Regions from separate parts of the Mus musculus genome. Here all the other regions are linked to region 1. The links are chromatin loops, found by intact Hi-C in ENCODE. Cell type or tissue: heart. All regions are shown on one strand. Each heading gives the region's core, and the rest is flanking DNA. Links, peaks and the distances in the headings are about the cores only. Region 1 overlaps Sema4d (sema domain, immunoglobulin domain (Ig), transmembrane domain (TM) and short cytoplasmic domain, (semaphorin) 4D). Region 2 overlaps Sema4d (sema domain, immunoglobulin domain (Ig), transmembrane domain (TM) and short cytoplasmic domain, (semaphorin) 4D). Region 3 has its middle 19 kb from the start of Sema4d. Region 4 holds the start of Sema4d (sema domain, immunoglobulin domain (Ig), transmembrane domain (TM) and short cytoplasmic domain, (semaphorin) 4D).

The links. A loop is a pair of places that touch in the nucleus more often than their neighbours do. Peaks named below come from ENCODE experiments on the same cell type or tissue, not always from the same donor. Only the 100,000 strongest peaks of a DNase experiment are listed, where the experiment ranks them.
Region 2: a loop joins it to region 1, with 2.1 times the contacts of the local background. A loop is called at or near these places in 9 of 42 quality-filtered maps.
Region 3: it touches region 1 in a loop (2.1-fold over the local background); 3 of 42 quality-filtered maps call a loop at or near these places.
Region 4: a loop joins it to region 1, with 2.0 times the contacts of the local background. A loop is called at or near these places in 12 of 42 quality-filtered maps.

Annotation. Positions count from the first base shown.
Region 1 is chr13:51,727,602-51,732,963 of GRCm38, reverse strand. The region is part of intron 2 of Sema4d (sema domain, immunoglobulin domain (Ig), transmembrane domain (TM) and short cytoplasmic domain, (semaphorin) 4D); the gene reads left to right. Among named protein-coding and RNA genes, the nearest start is that of Sema4d, 63 kb to the left of the region's middle. In heart, for the core only: a CTCF peak has its summit at 2,956 (motif pointing left); no DNase peak of the experiment used is centred there; H3K27ac peaks cover 973 bases.
Region 2 is chr13:51,774,120-51,779,481 of GRCm38, reverse strand. All of the region lies in intron 1 of Sema4d (sema domain, immunoglobulin domain (Ig), transmembrane domain (TM) and short cytoplasmic domain, (semaphorin) 4D), which reads left to right. Among named protein-coding and RNA genes, the nearest start is that of Sema4d, 17 kb to the left of the region's middle. In heart, for the core only: no CTCF peak of the experiment used is centred there; DNase peaks (open chromatin) are centred at 321, 1,481 and 2,201; H3K27ac peaks cover 2,287 bases.
Region 3 is chr13:51,810,157-51,815,518 of GRCm38, reverse strand. No RefSeq gene overlaps it. Among named protein-coding and RNA genes, the nearest start is that of Sema4d, 19 kb to the right of the region's middle. In heart, for the core only: no CTCF peak of the experiment used is centred there; no DNase peak of the experiment used is centred there; H3K27ac peaks cover 962 bases.
Region 4 is chr13:51,790,254-51,795,615 of GRCm38, reverse strand. Sema4d (sema domain, immunoglobulin domain (Ig), transmembrane domain (TM) and short cytoplasmic domain, (semaphorin) 4D) reads left to right here and starts at 1,938. Exons shown (of 16, transcript NM_013660.5): 1 at 1,938-2,119. In heart, for the core only: no CTCF peak of the experiment used is centred there; DNase peaks (open chromatin) are centred at 1,955, 2,645 and 3,295; H3K4me3 peaks cover 2,734 bases; H3K27ac peaks cover 2,319 bases; H3K27me3 peaks cover 1,802 bases.

The DNA of each region.
Region 1 (5,362 bases), core at 123-5,122:
TGACAGGTACAAGAAGGCCCAGGCCCACCCACCCTGGTTGCTGACTGGGTGCACCTGCTGGCCTGCTCTCGTGAGGGAGTCAGTGGCAAACACTGTGGAGAGTCCTTGTTCTCACAGTTCATAGAGCTGAGTCCCAAAACCACCAGGGAGCCAGGGAGTGTCTCTGGCTTATTTCTATCGTGCCTTCCCCCCAGACTCCTTTGTCCTCCAACAGCACCAGCATGGCACTGACTGTTAGAGACTTGGGATATTATGTGGTGTTTGATTTTAAATTTCTTTAGAGGAGTTAGGCACCACCCACAGAGCCTATTGTGCAGCTAGGAAACATTTTATAATAAAGGAACATTAAGAATTCAAATGAGGTGCGCTGTAGCTTCTGTAGCGGAAATTTCCTTATTCTCTTGGGCACTAAAGCACCACTGCCAGTGACCCCCTGGGTAAGCTGTCTCCTGGTGTATACAGTGCTGGCTTCCTGGGCTGGGTTTCGATATTAATTGGCTCTCTGGTTAGAGGCAGCTGCCTCTGTTCTGCAGGTCGAAGCTTAGGGCTGAGCCATGCAGGTTCCGTGTCTGGGGAAGGCCCCTCTTGGCTGCTCGTGGTGCTTTATTGTGTCCCATCTGGTGAGAAGGGAAAGGGAGACTGTTCTGTGGAGCATCCTCAAGAGCCTTCCTGACCTCGTGACCTTGAAGAGGCCCCACCCACCTCCTTTCACCATCATTCCGGGGCTCAGGACTCCACACAGAAATTTAGAGTGTCCTAGTAGTTCTCACGGTAGCAGCTGAAGGTTTCTTACCCAGGGCCAGAGGGCTGCCATCTTATCCCTGGCCAGCCGCTCTCAGTACAGGTCTGCGCGGTCCGCGGGATCCAGGACTAATACCCAGGGTCCTGGAGGAGAGTAAGAACTAGTTGGGGGCCTGTGGGGCTGGAGGAGGAGAGAATGACTCACAGGTCGCCAACCTATACAAAGAAATGGTGTTGTCAGGATTTAAGCAGCATCATAACAATGACATGCCTTTGCCCAGGTCTCTGCAGCTGGCCGGCCACTGGTCCTCCACGGAACCCTGCTTCATGTCTGGCTCTCCCTGCCTCCTTAGCGCACACCCTGTTTCCGTTACTGTTCCATTGGCACCATGGCGGTCACTCTCCGTACCTGGCCACCCAGCGTGACACCTACCCAATGCTCAGGTTTAGGGCATGAGCTGACTGAGCTAAGGCCATCTGAGGCTTGCCTGCCCCTATGAGGTAGCTTGAGATTGAATGCTGACCTAGATGGAGATGTCCAGCTGCTCCTGCTAGCTAGCTGGGCTTTGCCAATGTAACTACAGTAGGGCACGTCCCTGCCAACTGGAAATCTTGGCTCTGGGGATACTCTGAGGCCTGGGAACACCAGAGCTGGGACAACAGCTTTGTGTCAGGCAGCCACTCCGGAGCTCCTGGACCCCTCCTGGGACTCTCCAGGGACAGGTCCTCTGGAATTCAGCAGTCAGGCTGGTGACAGTATTACCTGGGCCAGCATCGTAGAGGTGGGATACCTGGCTAGTGGCTGGCAGGGTGAGGTTGGAAGGCCACACCCGGCTGGGAGGGAAGGTGTGGCTGCACTGTTTTCTGGAACCATAGCCACCAGAGTTTCACCTCCTGTCTGAGCAAACGAGCAGCTAGGAATAGACAGAGCAGGCTCCTGTGGCCTGTGTCTTCAGGGGTGTGGAGTCCAGGGAACAATCTGCCGTACCACAACCACTCAAGATCCCCAGGTTGTGTTTGCTGTGGTGCTCAGGAGGGTGCCTGAAAGTCTATCTTGTCCCCACAGGAGCACCTAATGGTACCCTCTTTGTGATCTATTCCCGTTATTAGATCCCAGTGAGGAACCGTAAGTCTAAGACACAGTACGTGTATACACACACACACAGAGAGAGAGAGAGAGAGAGAGAGAGAGAGAGAGAGGTGCATACCTAAGTGCATATCTGCAGATGTACTCACAAACATGTAGTCATGCATGTTTACACACATCTGCAGATACATAGGTATGTGTGCACATGTGTATGCATGCACTTACATTGTTAGATGTCATGTTACATGTCATATGCATGTTATACACAGAGATAACATTTAACTTGGCACTTGCATGTGTGCCCATGTACATATACATAACAGACATGGCATCTGTGCACACACATGGGCATGGGTATGAGCACAGGTAAACACATGTCAACCAGCAACACATGTCGCTGGTTGACATGCTGACACAGATGTACACAAGTTCATGTGCACAATGTGTGTGTGTCCACTCATACACACACACAGTACCCTCAAGGCCATTAGCATTCTCAGGCCAGAGCAAGGTGACCATGCCCTGGCTGGGGTCGGTCCTGTCTCCAGTTGCAGCCCCTGCTGAGATTTCCAGGGTTTGCTGGAGGCAGAGAGTTGCCCTCTGACAGCCCAGGCAGACTGCAGAGGGGGCTGCAGTTCTTTCTCCTGGGTTTAGAGTAGGTGATCAGCCCTCTTAGTGTAGTAATGGGGCCTTCATGACCCTGTCTGTAATGGGATGTCAGGCCTTCTTCTGGAGGGCCTCAGTTGTCGCAGGGGAGATCTCAGCTTTCCCTGGGGGAAGGGCGATGTATCTCTTTGTTTAAATTTAAACACCGAGAGCAAGGTCCTGAACTTGGCATTGGATGGAGCCGTTCCTGGAAGGCACTGTGGCAGCCTGTCTGTGTGGGTGTGGCAGGCACATTGTTTCAAGTGAGTTTTAAATTACACCAAACAGTGAGTAGTGTAGAGAAAAGAAGAAAAGTCAAGCCCAACGCCTTCCTCCCCTTCCTCTACTTCTCTGCTCCCCCCCTCCCCTCCTCCCCCTCCTCTACTTCTCTGCTCCCTCCCCTCCCCTCCTCCTGTTCCCAGGGGCTTCTTTTAAAGAGCACCAGGGTGTTGGCAAGGCTTTTGCCCTCTAGTGTCTGCCCATGGAATAACTGTGCTCTGCATTGTGGGGTTGGGTCTGCAGGGCAGGAGCCTGCAGCTGTAGTGAGCACAGCCTGGCTGAACTTGCTCTGTGCTTCTGTTAAGGCAGCCCAGGGCCCCAGTAAACCCCACAGTTCCTACTTTTGGTCAAGACTGGCAGAGGAGTTTGCTGGCTGCCACTGAAGGCCAGAAGGTGGCATTGGATTCCCCTGGAACTGAAGTCCCAGATGGTTGTGAGCTGCCGTGTGGGTGCTGTGAGTGGAAGCCAGGTTTTCTCAATCTACAAGAGCAACAACTGCTCTTAACCTCTGAGCCATCTCCCCAGCCCCTACCAATGCGTTTTATACAGCTGACATCCAAGGGCAGCCCCAGCCAGACCACCCTGGGCTGGTGAAGAGTTTTGGTTATTTCAGCCACTTAAAAAAAAATGTTTCTCTTAAAATTTGTTTTAGTCTTGTGTCCTGACTTTTTCACTCCAGGCACAAGCTGAGGCTCTTGCTCTCTGCCCCTTGTCATGCACCTCCACCCCTCCCCCACCCTCCTAATAAATGTATTCCCCACCCCCCACCCCCTTTGGTGACTGAGGCTGCACTGTGGGCCCTGGTAGCACATTCTGATTATATTTCCACTAAGGACCATTCTCTCTTCCCCTGGGGTTCTAATTGCTCCATTTTGAGTGTTTGGTAATTCATTCTTAGCTGTTGGTGCAGCATCTTAGCCATGTTATCAGGCCCCAGCCTCTGAGACTTTCCTTTTTGCAGCTGATAGAATGAGAAAAAAAAAAAAAACCCTTATTATTCTATGTTCACAGAATGGCTGTTAGACCTCCAGACATCTAGTCTTGAGTTTCAGATAGCAGCATCAAGAGCGAGCTTAGGGGTCCAAATGCTGGTGTTTTTTTTTTTTTTTTTTTTTATTATTGTTGTTAGCCTATTTCATGGAATTGTTTCTAGTGCTTTCCACTTAGATTTCTTTAACTAGAAGCAGGGTAAGTTACAAAGGTGTTGAACTGGGCGTTCTGCCCACCAGTGAGAGCTCAGGATCTGTTACCTAGAAGGAGGCAGGAAGTCACAGAAGCAGGAGGAGGCCAGGCTGGGTGGCAGGAGATTTGAGGGGAGGGGAGAGCTACTGAGCGTGGGGAGGGGCAGTTGGATGAGGAAGGAGGTGCATCCAAGACAAGTTTGCAGATTGGGTGTCCTTACTAGCCATGGACCCAGCCAGAGAGTGGGGCTGCAGGTAGGTGAGTGTGCTTTAGTGGCCAGTGCCTTCCTTGTCCTCCCGTCCACGTGGTTGACTAAGGAGCTGAGGGAGTAGTAGGGTTTCATCCTGGGTCTCGGGGATACATGTGTCTTGTGACACTCTCACAGCTCTGAGAAGGAAGACGTTAGGTTTCTAAAATCCTGTCCTGATGCTCGTGAACTTTAGGGGCAGCCCTTCTGCACCCTGCCCGGCATGTCCTTTCATGTTTCTCAGCCAGATGGGTCTCACTCCTTGTGGTGTCTATGAACCACCTCCTGTCCTTCCGTGCTGTGGTGGGGCATCCTAATTAGCGGCTTGCGTGTCCATCAGCTCACAGGTTCAGGGCACCATGTTGGGTCTGGTGTTGGGCAAAGCCCTTCTGGTCTGTTAGCCCCTGGTTCTGGACTCTCTTTCTTGGTATCTTGCTCGGCCCCACCCCACTTCTTTTCCAGGGCTTAATTAATTAGCTTGTTGTTAATCAATTTTTGTTAATTAACAAAATAATTAATTAAATCCTGAGCCAGGACCTCACTGTGGAACCACGGTAGGACTGGGACTCACTGTGTAGACTGGAGCCTGCCTCCCCCACCCCACCCCACCCCCCCCAGTGTTGCGATTATGGCCTGGGACTACATATAGACTAAACTAGCAATGAACTCACAGAGCTCCCTCTGACCTATGGTTAAAGGCCTGTGCTACCACCTATTAATTTTGGAATCTGTTTTGTATCTTTAAATTTTATTTCAGTCAGGGTCTTCTGTAGCCCAGACTGACCTCAGACTACATAGCTAAGGCTAGCCCCGAACTCCTCTTTCTTCTGCCTTCACCTGGTGGTGCATTGACATTCTAGGTTTATGAAGGGCTGGGGATAGAACTTTGGGGCTTTGCGCATGTGAAGCAAACATTCTACCAATAGAGATAAGGAATGTTTTCTTTTCTTTTTTTTTTTTTTTAAATAATCTATTTATTTATTACATGTAAGTACTGTCTTCAGACACACCAGAGGAGGGCGCCAGATCTCATTAGGGATGGTTGTGAGCCACCATGTGGTTGCTGGGATTTGAACTCAGGACCTTCGGAAGAGCAGTCAGTGCTCTTAACCGCTGAGCCATCTCTCCAGCCCAGGAATGTTTTCTTATAAAAAATGTTCAAGCAGGAATGTGACCTGCAT
Region 2 (5,362 bases), core at 89-5,088, 47 kb before region 1:
ACACGGCTTCAGATAACGCAGGCTGACTAAATCACTGCCGTCTCTGCCTTGTCACATGGCCACCTCTTCTGTGTCTCTTCTTTTGTATATAATAAGGATGCTTGTCTGGCCTTGAGACCCACCCACTTTGAGATCTTTCACAGAGGCCTTTCGTAAGGTTATACTCACTCATGATCGTGGGCCTTTTGGGGCTGGACTTCAGGTGGGTAGCCTGGGAAGTGGGAACAGGGCCTAGCGCAAGTCCTGGTAGGTAGTCGACCCACCCTGGGATTCTTTCCAGTGGAGTTTTATCTGCAGGAAAATGGAAACTGCAGCTCCTCTTGCCAGAGTGTGAAGCTGTGGAAACAAAATTAAAAAAATAAATAAATAAAAACTGAGGTCAGCTTTTCTCTCCGCTGATGGGGTCTCTGCAGAGTCCTCGTGGGATCCAGTGTGAACAGGAAGCTAGAGGCACTGAGTCACGTCTCCTTTATTTTTATGGTGTTTTTATTGTTTTAGAAAAGGGAGAAAGAAAGCTAAGAGCTTCCTCCTTGATCTGGGTCCTTGCCATTAACAGCTTGCTTTTCTGACACTTTCCCCACTTTGCTACCATTTTCAGACATGTGTCTGCTCCTGATTGATGCACGCACGCGCACACACATGTCCCCAGGTTCCTGCTCATGCTGTAGTGGTTTCTGCAGCTCCTTCTTTCTGCTCACTACTCTCCTATAGATGCGTAGGTTCTGTGTCATGCCGGGCAGCAGCACCCCAGCCTTCAGAGGGCGTGTTGCACGCACCCCACATCTGCTGGCTCTTGGTGGGTGTCTGTCCAATCTGCTGTTTCCCTGACTGCTTTTCTTGGGTGCATTTTGCTCCTCAGGCATTGCTGAGCGAGGTTTGCTGTCCCCATGATATGGGGTGTCTCCTGGGAATGGTAGAGCCTCCTAAAGTGGCTTCTGTGGTAGGGTGGGTATTCCTGTGCCTGCTTGTTTGTGAGCACGAGTATACATGCTTGGGCATCGGTCAGTGTGTATGCATGTGGATACCTGCCTCCATGTGTGTACACGTGTGTGCATGCTTGTAGACCAGTGTGTGCATGTACATGCAAATGTGCATGCCTGTGAGCACCTGTTTGCACATGTGCACATATGTATATGCATGCACATGTATGGAAAGCTGCACTCTGGACTCTGGACTCTTCCCTACATTTAGCAGACTCTGTTCATTAGGAGGCTCGCTAAACTCATTTTCTAGAAGTCTGTTCTTGGCTCAGAGCTAAAAATCCACCCTTGCTGTTCTCTGGCAATGCTAGCCTATCTGGAGTGATAGAGGATGCAGGGGCATTCAGCATGATGTCACAGATTGTGTCATCTGTGTTTCTCCAGGAGTCAGCTGTTCGGCTGTCTCGTCCCCAGTCACACTGGCTGTCACAGCCAGATGCTGTGGATGTTCCCAGATAATTTCCAGCCATTTCCTCTCCCAGGGGACTGTCCTCTCTGCTCATGGGGACTTCCCTACATAGTCACGTTCTGCTCCAAAGGGATCCAGAGTCATGGTGGCCTGGGCAGGCTTTAAGGTACAGGTAGATGGCCTGCCTAGGTCATGTAGGGCCAAGAGGACAAGAACAGGGAGTTGGCCTGCTCGGGAAGCCTGTCCCAGGCGCAGGCAGAGCTCCATGTTCATACCCATAAGTCACCAGGCCAGCAAGGCATGGATGAAGGTTGCTGGCTGGCTACTTGGTGGGGTCACCCACTGGGGCTCTTGTAGGCTGAGCCTCACACTTTGCCTGACCGTTCACTTCACTGGGACAGCACCCAGTGTTACATTTAGGGGACAATAACTGCCTCCGGTAATGAGTGACTCCTTTGCTGCTGCTTTAAGGGAATCCTTTTGTCCTTCTCCAGACTGGGCTTCGTTTTCCTGACCAGCGGCGCCAGGGCTACACACACCGGGGGCATTGAGCAGAGAGCCACTGACTGAGCTCGGCTATTCTGTTTCCTTTTGCTGAGGGCAAATGTTGATGTAAGTTGCAGTCTTTCCTCCTGTTGTGAGCTGCTGAAGTTATCCTCTTGCTCCCTGGCGTGCTCTTATCTGACCTTTATACTGGATGGTTCATCCAACCATAAATAATCCCTTTGAAACACAGAGGGCCTGGTGTGCTGGCATCTGCAGAAGCTCGGAGAGGAGCTGCCAGGAGAGCAGGCTGAGCACAGGGAGGTGCAGGGAGGGTGCCAGGACTGACGGAGGAGGGGTTCTTCCGCCTCCTTTTCCATTGGGCCTGAGCTGGGGGAAGAGTAATTAGATAATAATGAATGAGCCAGTGAGTGGGAGGAGCTGGTCTTGGGGACTGGCAGGGAGGACTCAGTGTTATCAGAGTAGAGAGGGTTGGGGCTCTTCACCAGGGCTGTGAACAGGTGGCTCTCAGCATCAGGCTTTTGCTCATAGACTACAGTCAGTCTGTGTTCTGCATCCTTTCCGAGTCAGGTTCACAGACAATGCCACAGAACTCTGGGGTCTAGAAGGCCTGTCCTAACCCATAGGCGCCTTAGGGTGCAGGCCTCAGGGTTTTCTGTGTGATGGTTTGTAAATGCTCGGCCCAGGGAGTGGCTCTATTAGAAGGTGTGGCCTTGTTGAAGTAAGTGTGTCACTGTGGGTGTGGGCTTTAAGACCCTCATCCTAGCTGCCTGGAAGCCAGTATTGTGCTAGCAGCCTTCAGATGAAGATGTAGAACTCTCAGCATCTCCTGCATCGTGCCTGCCTGGTTGCTGCTATGCTCCCGCCTTGATGATAATGAACTGAACCTCTGAACCTGTAAGTCAGCCCCAATTAAATGCTGTCCTTTTAAGAATTGCCTTGGTTATGGTGTCTGTTCACAGCAGTAAACCCTAGACACCCTGTTTCCTGGTCTCTGGGGCTTCCTGTCAAACCTTAACTTAGCTGTTTCTTAGGAAGCCAGGTCTTTCTGGGTAGCTTGGGGTTAGCTGAGGTTTGTGGCTAAACTGTCTTCTGCCTGAAGGTTCTGAGAAGCTAGCAAGATCACTGGGGATCTTGACTCAATAGGTTTCCTCAGTGACAGTGGGGGTGTTAGTGTGACACAACCATTCCCCGTTCATAGTGTCCTACCCTCAGGTCCTAAAGCAAGAGCCGATGTTCTTGGAATTACTGACTGGTACTTACAAAGGCGGGATACCACCTCTGACTTGAAACCAGAATCGCCAGCTTTAACTCTGGCTTGGCTTCTCACTGAAGGAAGATTTACCCACAAGTATGTGGCAGTTGGAGACAATCCCATCTCGACCATTTCCTGTTCTTCAAGGGTCAGGAGAGGCCTGAGGGCCATGGCTTGATCACACACATGCCTGAACCTTTGCCCTGAATTTAGGATGCTCTGGGAATTGTCCACTTTTGAAGGTACAAAAGTGTAGCCATTTGAGAAGGCCACACATGGTTCCTGAAGCTCCTTGGTTTCCACGGACAGCTTCAGCGCATCGGATCTTGAAGAAAGAAGAGCAGCTTGAAATGGGGCTCATTTGCCAGACTCTTGCATTGCTGTATGCAGAGAAAGATGGCTGGCGACCAGGAGTGGGGAGGAGCAGATCTGTTTATGCTTTTGTGTCCTGTGTCATCTTGCAGATGCTCTTACTTGGATGAAAATGCGAGTGATTTCTTAACCCACCCTCAGAACTGCAGTAGAAGCGGAGATTCCTCAGGGCTGACCCTGCCCGAGCACTGATGCTGCGGGCTGAGTTTATCCTATTGACACCAGGTGTCTAGAAGCTGTGGTTTCATCTGGACATCCTTGGAGTAAGGTTTCTTGGAAACGAGTGAGGCACAGTGTGGCAGGGACGAGGGGATAGACACTTGTGTACAGAACCTGGTGCCCATGTGACACCAATGTGGCTGGAGCCATTGGTCCCTGTGGAAGCCTGAGTATTCTATGGATGTGGATGTGAAGCCCCATTTTATTTGTTTGTTTTGTTTATTTATTTTTGCCTCTTTTCTGGGTGGTAGCCAGGAAGGACCTGAGTAAGAGGATGTGGCTCTGTGTGTGTGTGTGTGTATTGTCTATGCATGTATATATGTGTTTTGTGTGTGTGTTATATGTGTATATGCATGTGTATATGTGGTTTTATGTATGTGGATGTTATATGTGGATATAGAGGCCTGAGGTTGCTTCAAGAATCATTCTAGAATTCTCTTCCACCTTCCTTGTTGAAGCAGGGCGTTTCAGGCAAACTCAGAGTGTCTGGGACTCTTCACCTGTGTCTTCTGAAGACACAGATTTACAAGAATTAGAATTACAAGTGGGCTGCAATGCCCATCCAGCATTTACATGAACTCTGGGGATCGGATCTCCAGACCTCATGCATGTGCAACAAACCTTAAGCCCCCTTGTTGGCTCTTAGGTCTGTCGTTTGTAACTGAAAGCTGGGCCTGTAGTCTCTGCATGGTCATGGTCAGCAACAGCTCAAGGTACAGTGCCGTTGTCTCCACTTACAGCAGCTGGTATGGCTGAAGATTCACTGATGTATTGAGCTGTATACCCAGCAGCTGTTTGTTTGTAGTGGATATGCACCTACAATAGATTTTAAGTGTGAATCGGGTACAGTAAGAGTTTAACAACAAGCCTGTCTGTGCTGCACACCTGCAGTACTAATGACTAGGATGTGTGAGATGGGAGGATGGATGGATGGGAGGATGGATGGGAGGATGGATGGGAGGATGGATGGAGGATGGATGGGAGGATGGATGGAGGATGGATGGATGGGAGGATGAGATGGGAAGATGAAAAGGGAAGATGGATGGGAGGATGAAGTGGGAGGATAGATGGAGGATGGATGGGAGGATTGCAATTTCAGTGCCTGCCTAGGCTACTTAGGATGACTCTCTCACTGAAAAGGGCTCTAATACATGTGTGTTAACACTTGTTCACAAATCTCCCCCCACACACATTCTCTCTGTCTTGAAAAATATAACTGTACAGTAGAGCTGAGCAGTCTTAGCATATCTTATTTCTTCCTTTAGGTTGAAAATACACACCCTTTCTCTTAAAAGCAGCACTTCCCGGTGCTTCTCTTTGGAGACCCAAATTCCTACAGCCCACTCTCCAATGCTGTAGAGTCATTGCTAAATAGAATTGGGGTTACTGGAACTCAGGGCTTGTGATGCTCAGGCAGTCAGGCTGATAACTGAGACAGTGTTGAGTGGCTAATGTATACATGGTGGATACAGTGGGCAAGAGGAAGCATAGCCCATTAGGGTGGGGCAAGGTGATGAAGGTGTGTGTGTGTGTGTGTGTGTGTGTGTGTGTGTGTATGTTCTCACGTGCACACTACAAAGAACATCGAGCAGCTACAAACTTAGAACAAACCCTGTGGATATT
Region 3 (5,362 bases), core at 114-5,113, 83 kb before region 1:
TGGGGGGTGGAGCAGGGGGTTGGGGGGCGCTTGGCAGTTAAGGCATTTGTTGCTCTTCCAGAGGACCCAAAGTTGGTTCCCAGCATCTATATGGGATGGTTCACAATCTCCTGTAATGAAAACTCCAGGGAATGCAAAGCTGTTCTGGCTGCTGCAGGCGTATGCACACACACATGCAAACATACATGCATACACACACACACACACACGTAAAATTTAAAATATTTCCTTTTCAAAAGAAATAAATGAGAGAGGCTGAGGAGATGGCTCAGTTGTTAACGTGCCTGCTGCTCAAGTATGAATATCAAGGTTTAGACACCCCCACCCCCCAGAACTCTCATAAATGTCGAGTGGACATGGTGGCCCACCTGAAATTCTGACCCCAGAACGAGGAGACAGGAGACCCCAGAATAAGCTGGCTAGTAAGACTAGCCGTATCAGTGAACACTGGGCTTGATTGAGAAACCTGTCTCAAAGAATAAGATGAATGACTGATGGGAGGTGACTGCTGACATCCCCTTGGTCCTCCGTACGTGCACATACTGAGAGAACCTAAGGGGGAAATCCAGATTCAGTTGGCTTAGAGAGGGCGCGCTTTACAGGTAGATCCAGAGCGATAAAGTATAGATGGGTGCTGTTGGAAAGCCCCAGTCAAGTCATTTCCAAGGCTGACTCCATCCTCTGGGGCAATGTCTCAGTTTCTTCTTCACAGGCTGTGGAGATTTCTCATTAAGCCCAGGCTGCCTTTCACAGATGATGTATTACAAGCCCTGATAACATCAGCTCTGTCTCTCACATAGCGACCTGCCACACAGCAGCATTTTCCCCCATTTACTGGGGAAAAAATAGACTCCAGGTGTGACTGTCTCCACTCCACAGCAGGGGCTGTTGTGGCCAAGAGACCCTCTCCACTCCCATCGTGACATCAGTCAGTCTGTCATCCCCATAACAAAACACCTGAGAAATAAAGGTGCATTTGTGTGCACATCTTTGGATATTCTGTTCCAGGATCAATAGACACCACTGCTTAGGCCTGAGGTAGGCATCGGGTCACATGATAGACACGCAATATACAGAAAAGCTGCTCACCTCAAGGCCTGGAAGCAATGAGGAAGTGAGAGACGGGGCACCTCAATCCCTTTTGAGGGTATATATACCCCCAGTGGGCCTGGAGACTTCCCACTTGGCTCTCCTCTTAAAGGTTCTACCATGGGGAAATTTCTACTACCCTGTCAAACATGCCTTTAACCCATGAGCCTTCAACACATGGGAAGACACTTGTGCAAATAACAGCAATAGCTTTCTCAAATCCACCCTCTGAGGACCCTGCCACAAGCACATCAATTGGAAAGAAGCCAGGCTGGGGCATGCCCTGCCTCAGACCGCATCCTGTCATTACTGTTTTGACAGTTGTCATGGCAACTGGGAGATTAACGTATATTTCCACCTTCTGAGCAGCAGCAAAGCTTCCTGCCAACTTGTCAGGCTGGGTAGTTGGGGGACAGACTCCAGGATGCTGATGACACAGAGTCTGTAGCCTTAAGAGAAATGGGGCTACCTCCAACTCTGGAGAAAGGGCAAGGTTGTCTTGCCCTGTGGGGTTCCTGAGGATGAAGGTCAGATGAAATCCACTAGGAAATGAACGAGGAACAGTGCTCAGGACACACATGGATGGCCCTGGGCGAGTGTCCATGCTGGGAATACTAGGCGTGATGCAGTAATTAGCCCAACCACAGTGTGACTCTACTCCACCCACATGCATGTGATGAGAGACAGAGTCACCTCCTGGGGGTAATAAAGCTACTCTGGTCTGACCAGACCACTGCCTAAGTGGTCCTCTTAGGGGGAAAAACTATAGTCCAGAGATGAACTAGGCTAAGCTTGGCTCTGTGCAGTCGGCCTTTGTATCCCTGGTGGGAAGAGGGGGTTCTTTCTGTACATACTAAAGCTCTTTATATAAAACAGCATGAAGTTTACATAGAGCTTACGCAGCCCCTCCTGTGTACTTTAAATCATCTCTCAGCTACTTCCAACACCAATGAACATTGCTATGTGCATAGGTCTCTGACTTCATTATTTAGGGAACCATGGAAGACTTGGCACATGCTCAGTGTAGACACCTAGGTGTAGTGCAGACTGAACATGCAGAACAAGATCTTCAGGGGTTGAATCTGGAAATTACAGTCTGTGTATACAGAGGGCCACCCATCCATCTATGGCAGCCTTTCTCAGCCTGGCAGTCGACGCAGCCTGGACTCCTGGAGGGCTCCCAGTCACCGTCTGAGATGGCCCAGGGTCTCTCAGAACTATTCTTTATCATGAGACCTCCTGGCCCAATCCTGTCCTCTGCAGAAGAAAGTTGTTAAGAATCATCTGCCACAGGGAATTATTTTCTCTTTTGTTGTTGCTCTTTTGGCTTTCTGAGACAGCTGCTTACTCTGTAGCTTTGGCTGGCTCAGAGCTCATGGTGTAGATTAGGCTAGCCTGAAAATTGAGGCCGTCCTGTTTTGGCCTCCCAAGTGTTGGGATGCAGGCGTACATCACTGTGCCAGACCTACAGGAAGTTTTGTCTTATTGGTTTAATTTTTCTTCCATGTGCATATATGTCTTAGTTAGCATCCACTGTCACTTGGACACATCTAAGAAAGATGTCTTCGTTGAGGGATCGATCAGATCAGATAGGCCTGTGGGCACAACCGGGGGATGAGGGCAGGGATTGTCTTGATTGTTTATTGATGCAGGAGGATCCAGCATACTGTGTGTGGTGTCATCCTTTATATGCATGGTCCTGAATTAACAAGAAAGCCAAACGAGTGTAAGCCAGCAAAAGCGCCAGCGAGTAAGAGGCTCTCCATAGCTCTGCTGTACTTCTTAGGTGTGATGTGAGTCGGTGAGAGGCGATGCTGGGAGGACCACAGAGCAAACCTACCTTCAAGTTCCTGCTTGAGTTCTTTCAGTGATAGGCTGTGGCCCGGACCTCTAAACCAATCAAAACCTTTCCTCTCCAACGATGCATTTGGGCAGAGTGTTTTAGCCCAACAACAGAAAGAAAACGAGAATATTCATATTGAATGTGGAGCATATTCCACCGCCCCCCCCCCAGCTCTGCCTCCCTGCTCTCCTTTTCCACCCCTCCCCATTAATTGCCCCCTCTCCTTGTAGACAATTTAATTATGTCCCCTGACGGTACAGGACTTCCATTCCACGGGGGATCCAAGCAAGGAGGTGAACAGAGACCCAAGCCAAGCTCTCTAGGACAACCTCTACAATGAAGTGGGGCTCCTAGGCAGGAGCCTCACTTACTGCATCTCAAGTTCTATGGGACCCCAGCTGTCCTCAGCCTGGGATCTGAAGGAGATCTCTAAGGAACAGTGGGAAGCTGCATCATGACCTGCCTGGTTGCTTAGAAACAGGATAATTACCCCAGTGGGGCAGCTTGCTCTCTGGATGCACCATTATGAAAAGCTTTCAGTGTAAGTACTGGTCCACATTATGGATTGATGTCTATATGTAGGTGAGGGAAGGCATAAGATAAGGTGAGAGCCTGTGATTAGAGTGGAAAAGGCAGTAGGGAGGAGACTTTTGGAGAAGGGAGAGGACAGAGAGAGAAGGAAGGAAGATGGAGCAAGAGGAAGATGAACTAGATTTTGTGTGGCTTTAAATATCATAAAAGGAGAGAATAATTGGGATAACTTGCCTAACCTAGGTGGGCAGCTTGTATTATTATCAATTGACTCTGAAATTATTGTGTGTGTATCTCGTGAATTGAGAATTTATTGATATATAAATCTGACTGATTAATTATAAGCTTCTAGAGTTTTGATTTACTGGGTTAAAGGGATTTGTGACAACTAGACACGGGGCGGAGGGCTGAGAAGGAACAAGCAGCAAAGAGGCATGTGAACCGGAGCTGGGAAGACCGCCGTCCGCCAGGGGCTGGCCCAGAGGCAGCGAGACCACGGGGCAGAGAGTAACAGGGTGTAGCTCAGATTGGTGCTGCTTCTTTTCTATTATTTCCCACAACACATCACGGCTCAGCTCTGCCTGGCCGCTTTCTTTCTCTTATATGATGTTATCAATTGAAGCAAGAGCCTTAGGCATGCTAATGTGGAAGAATGTTTCTGGGAAGAACAGCATCTTCTACTGAGCCTTCCACAAGGAGGATTAACAGATAAGAACCTCATTCGTTGTGGAGAGTTTGGAATGTGACACGTCCAGAGCCAAATTATCTTGAGCCATCTTTAGCACCCCGCTCTCAGATTTATTTATTTATTTTATGTATATGAGTACACTGTCGATGTCTTCAGACACACCAGAAAAGGGCATCAGATCCCATTACAGATGGTTGTGAGCCACCATGTGGTCTGGTCGCTGGGAATTGAACTCAGGTTAAGAGCAGTCAATGCTCTTTACTGCTGATCCATCTCTCCAGCCCTAGATGCTCCAGTCTTTAGATGCTCAATAGCCATCTATTGTCTTACTCTGTATGTGTGAACATCTTTGTGACCACTAGGTAAAGCCTTTGAAGTGTACAAAAAAGACACTTAGTTCCCAAGGCTGAGAATGTCTGAGAGTGTCTGAGATCTATAGCAGACATCTCTCGATGTGATTTGAACCCTCTTATCTAATGTTCCCACCAAGATCTGTAAAAAGACTTCAGACTTTTTTTATTCTGTTACTATAAAAAACTTCACCAAACAGTTACCATGTTGGAACGTGGAATTTGGGGTAAGCCAAATATGAGCTCTTAGGCTGTGTTCACTCATAGTTGACTCCATAAAAGCTATCTCCTAACCCCCTTGTGGTTAGCATCATGGTTTTATTGATAGTGACACGGGGCCAGCACCCCACTGCTGAGCTACATCCCCAGGCCTTCTCCTGCGTTCTTGAAATGCACCCAGAATACCTACATTTTCCTACAGCTGTGTGATATCATCTAATACAAGTCTATTCTATAAAAGAGCACTGAGTATCTCTTGTAACTTATGGAGTATTGGACGGAAATTCAGAAAGACCTCACAGGTACAATTAGCACCAGGCTAAAATTAAAAGCCCAGGCAGCTGGGTTGATGGTGTAGCTCAGTCGGTGGCATGTTTCCTTAGCATACAGAGAATACTGGTTTCTATCCCCAGCACCACACAAACCAGGTATAGCCATACACCCCTGTGATCCCAACAGTCAGGAGATGGTACCAGGAAGATGAGAAGTTCAAGATCAACCTTGGTTACTTATGGAATATGGGTCCAGCCTGGGACACATGAGAACTTGTCTCAAAAAGTAATCTTGAAGTTATACCACAGTAGGTCAGGATTGCCTGTGTTCTATGTATGCAGATACCGTATGTGTGTATCCTACACGTAA
Region 4 (5,362 bases), core at 97-5,096, 63 kb before region 1:
CCTGTTTCTCTCATGGAACTCATTAGAGAACTGAGGCCCATGCCAGGAGTGGTGGCGCACGCCTTTAATCCCAGCACTGTGGAGGCAGAGGCAGGCGGATTTCTGAGTTCGAGGCCAGCCTGGTCTACAGAGTGAGTTCCAGGACTGGCAGGGATACACAGAGGAACTCTGTCTCAAAAAAACAAACAAAAACCACCACCACCAACAACAACAAAAAAAGAGAACTGAGGCCCAAGGTCAACTTGGAAGCAAGCCCCCAGCTGAGTTTTGTCAGGTTCTAGATTCAATGCAGGTTATGAGCCCCCCTAGAGCACTGGTCGGCAACCTTCCTGATGCTGTGACCCTGTGATAGTGTTCCTCCTGTTGTGATGGCTCCCCAACCATAAAATTAGTTTTGTTGCTACTTTGTAACTGTAATTTTGCTACTGTTATGAATTATAATGTAAATATCTGTGTTCTCCAATGGTCTTAGGTGACCCCTGTGAACAAGACCTTCGAATTCCCACCCTCAAAGGGTTCTTGACCCACAGGTTGAGAAACACAGCCCTAGAGCAAAGACAACCGACCCTCCTCTGGTTGGTTCTACTGTTTTGACCTCTAGTAGGCCTATTGTGCTCTCTGAGCCAGCACTGACTGGCACACCTAACCTGAAGAAGCTTCCTGGTTCTTTCTAGGACCTTCTATCCTTTAGGAAGGGCTTGCTCAGTTTAACTGCTGTCAGCTGCCTGCCTTCCCAACAGCCTCATCCCTGCTGGAAGCCCCTAAGGGCCTTCTGGAATTCAGGAAGCCACCAGTCTGCCTAGAGACTGGTCTTGATCTATTTCTTGGTTCTTCCGGCAGGTTCATTAAGGAACTGGGTTTCCTTTTAGGGAGGGACTGTGTCTCTGGGCAGCACTTCCCACCTGGCCAGTTACTGTGTGAACTGAGGGTCACTTCTCCCTTCAAGGGCAGAAAAGGACATGCCCTGTGGCTGCAGTGTGTGTGTGTGTCTGTGTGTGTGTACCCATGCAATATGCCATGAGGTCAACCCAGGTGTTGTCCACTTAGTTTTAGGAGACAGGGTCCCTTACTGAAATCTGAGTCTGACTTCGGATTAAGTAAGGCAGGCTGGCTGGCCAGTGAACTCCATCCAGGGTTCCACCAATAGTCTCTGCCTCAACACTGGGATTACAACAAAGCACCACTGTCTGGGTTTTTTTTTAATCATAGGTTCTGGAGCACCAACCTCAGAAAGCATGTTAAGGACCTGGCTATGTCTACCCTTTGTACCAACCAACTTCGGAAGGCCCAGAATTAGTTAGAAATGTATCTCATCGGGAGCTGCATACAGGAAGCCTTGGTCCATGGGAAGAACCACCCACACCTTGCATTGAGAACCCCAAAGGGTCTATCCTAGATCATAAAGGTAAGAGCCCAGCATCTCTGGGGTCAACGCTGGTGACCCCAGAGCATGGGGCACAGGAGACTTTGGGGACCTGGACGAGCAGGCTGGATCATTAGGAGGCTGAAAGGATCAAAAGGCTCCTTTTGCTGGTAATCTCCTCTGTTTTCAAGAGACCAGACTTGGGTAGGAAAGAGCCCCTGGGGTCTGGACCATGGGGCTTTGGGGGATGGGGGACGGGGGGGGGGGGACACGGGGGAAGAGGACGAGGGAGTTGGATGAAAAGAGGAAGAGGTGGTGGAAGGTAAATGGGGAAGGAAAGGAAGGGAGGGAGAAAGGAAACAAGAGGGGAGCAGGAGAAAAAGACTGGGGTAGGTGAAGACAGGGGCGGGGCGCGGGAGGGCAAGGAAGAAGGGAGAGAGGTTGGGGTGAGAGGAGGGACTAGGAGGAAGGGGGAGGGGCGAAGGGAGGGAAGAGACGGGAGGGGGAGGGGAGGAGGCGGGAAGGGAGGGAGAGGGGGTGGGGCCTGCACGCTAGCCCCGCGCCCTCCTTCCCCACGCCGGCCTCCGCTCCCTCTCGCGCCGCAGCATCTCCGCGCGTCTCCCGGCCTCCCCGACTCAAGCTCCTGGCGCCGTTCGCCTCTGTCGTCGCTGCCACCAACGCCGCCGCCATTCTTGGCGCGGAGCTGGCCTGGCCAGCCCCCGCCGAGAGCCTCCGCGGGTCGGACGCGCGCTCCAGGTAAGCGACTGGGCCGGCGCGGGAGGAGCGCGCGCGGGGTTGGGCAGGTGCGCGGAGCGCGGCGAGCCCCCGCGGTAAACCTAGGAACCCTGTTGGAGCCTCTCCTGCGACCCCCTCGGGGCTCCCAGGATCCCTCTCCGAGCTTCTTCCCCAGGTTCTCCCACACCGCTAGGACCTAGTCTGCATTCCCACCTGGATGCCCCCGGACTCCCTCTGCGTTCGCATCAGGATCCTTTGGGTCCCCTCTGAGTCCCATCCGGATTCCTCACCCCCCTCTACATTTCCACCGCGTTTTCCAGACCCTCTCTGCAGTTCCACCCCAGCCCGGATCTCTCTCCGGCGTCCCTTCCCTAGCTCCCGCCAGGCCCTGGCAGGCAGGTGGCTGGAGCAGGGACACGGGACAGGCAGCGGATGCGACTTGACCAGCCAGGCCCTGCACGCTGGGACCCCCGGGTGCTGACTCCTTGATCGGTGCCTCCCAGGTCAGGCCCGGTGCCCGTAGCCGGGCTCCCAGCCCCGGCCTAACCAGCTTCTATTTCGGTCTCCCAGGCCTTGGCTCGGGTGCACCGGATGTGGCGCGGTGCACTCAGACAGGTGCGGCCGCGGTGAGGTTGCCACCGCCGGGCAGTGGGCACTGCAAGGCGGTGGCTTCCTGGAAGATTCGGGCTGCGTTATTCTAGAACCGCCCGGAACCACCACCAGCTTTAGCTCGAGCTGCACCTGTTGCTGGCGCCCGATGATTTGCAGGGGGCTGGTTCTGTTGGGGCTCAGCCAGTTATGGCTTGGGGAAAAAAATCAGCCAAAAAACAAAACAGCGCTGAGCACGTAGCTGCCCTCTATATGTTTTCTGTTTAGTCTCTCTGTGGGTGAATGTGGAGTTTTGGCTTTCAATGAAGCATGTGGTGAAGGCCTGCCCCTACATACTGGGTCATTTGCCACATGAACTTGTCCTGCTTTTGTTTTGAAAACCCTCACTGTGTGGAGCACAGCCCAGGCCCGTGGGTGGCCCAACCTCTCACTGGACTGGGGGCCTGTAGCCAGCCATCTGACCCAGCTGTGGGTCTACCAGGCGCTACCAAACGGAAGTTTCCTTCCCAGGAGGGTGAAGTGACACCAGCGGTCTGTCACTTCATATGTGCCCCTGGCGTCTGACTTGTCTCTTGTCTGCCCAGGCAGGCAGGGTTATTTGGGAATGTTTACAGTGTCCCAGAAGCAGGCAGTCTTGGGCAGAGGTGGGGGTAGATCCCGGTAGCGACTATAATGGCCTGATTGTCATTTTGACCGTTGCTGTCTGTGTGCATCACGTCAGAGCGATCATCTGTTGAGAAGCGGAATGGATAGAATAGTGAGCAGGGATGTTGGTGTGGGCAAAGCTTGTCTTTCCTGACCATAAGACTCAGTTAGGTCTGGCTGGTCCACACAGCAAGTAAACCAAAGAAACAGACACACGTTGCCTATACCAGTTGTGGCATTGCCGTTCTTGCACGATGGATGTGCGACCTGGAGCCAGGGCAAGAGTCAGAGGCTGCCTTCCTGTGATGGGCTTGTTTAAGTCTGTCCTTTGAAATGGAGCTGCGAAGTCCCTCTGTCTATAGACTCCAATGACTTCTGGCTGTCATTGTGTGCCTTACAGAGACTCCTCCCCAGTGGTTGGAGTCTTGGCAGGTGGCTGCCTGCCCTGGACTGAGGGATGAGGTGCCTGGTGTGGACCGTGCTGCCTCAGGAATCCAGGGGGTCTGGGGCCAGGGCAGTGTGTCTGGTGACATCATCCACTTGTGGACAGTTGCTTCTCTAGGCTGTCTTTTATGGACAGTGTCCAAGGAGGCCTTTCCCACCCCAGGCATGGTGTGTGGTGGGCCAGGGCTATGGGAATGGGTGCTAATGGACAGCATGATCAATAATGCATCTCAAAGATCAATGGTTTTCTTTAGCCATTTGAGGTGTTTCTAGAGGGAGCCTGCCCTGGGAGGGCTAGGAAGGCTGAGGAGGGGGACAGTTTCCTTTGATTCGATTATGTTTAGGGTGAGCTTAGAGCCAGGGACCCTGGGTTTGAGCCCTCCAGAACATCTTCACTATACCAGAAGAGGATTTGGAATTTCCTCATTGTTGTTGTTTAAAGCAAACTGTTCCCTCGAGTTTGGAAAAGATCTCCCTCAGGCTCTCTGTTCCCTAGGCACCCAGAGAGCCATAGCATGAGCTTGGTGGTCATGCCAAGGTGGTCTTGGGGGGAAAAAAACCCTGCTGCTAGAATTAGCCAACAGGGGGCAGATCCCCTCCCTTTCTTCCTCCCTTCTTCCCTCCCTCCCTCCTTCAGATGGAGCCCAGGTTGCTCTCTGACCTCCTGTATCAGCCTCCTGAGTGCTGGGATTACAGGTGTGGGCCACCACTACCCAGTTTACATCTCTCCAATGGTGCCGGTCCCAGAAGGTCCACTAGATGGTGAAAGGTACTGGTGAGAGGTACCCATGGGGTTTACCCAGGCTGAGGGGGAGGGTCCTTTTGGTTCTCTTGGCTAAGAGCCATCCCACTCTTGGCAGCTGCAGTATGAGCAACCCATCTCTGCAATCTCAGTTGAAGACGTGGCTGTCCCTGGGTGACTTGGGGTGTGGCCCAGAGCTAGGCTGGTCAGGCAAGGTCTTATGCACGTGTCGGGGAGAGGTTTGCTGGACCACGGTGCAATTCTCTTGTCTGGAGGACATGCAGAAAGAGGTGGCAATCTTGTAGGAGGTACAGGTTAACCTGGTCTGTCAAGGGGTGACCGGAAGAAACATAGAAAGAAGTGGCAATTTGTTAGGAGATATGAGTTTCCCTTGTCTTTCTAGGGGTGAGCTGCTGGGCCTTCCCCAGAACAGATACCAAGGAAGGGGATTTGGGGGAAGAGCCAGGTGTGGCTGTTTTGCTCTTGGGACCTTGCTTTCCAGCTGTGCTCTTTCCTGAGTCCCTTTTGTGCTCACCTGGGATGCCACATCATGGCACATCTGTTGCTGCTGACCCAGGCCTGGACAGCAGCCGTACTTTCTTTATTTCTTGCAGGGGGCTTGTAATTTGGTTTAAACTCTCACACACTGCCCGTGAGAGCCCGGGTTGCGTATTTTTTCTGAATGGCTTCTGGAAGGCACTTGTAGATTGCAGGCATCCTGAAGCCTCTAACAGGAGTCCCTGACAGAGCTAGGCCGTGAGACAGACATTTGCTACATGAACAATGGTATGGTACGAGGGACTTTTTTTAATGACCACCATGTG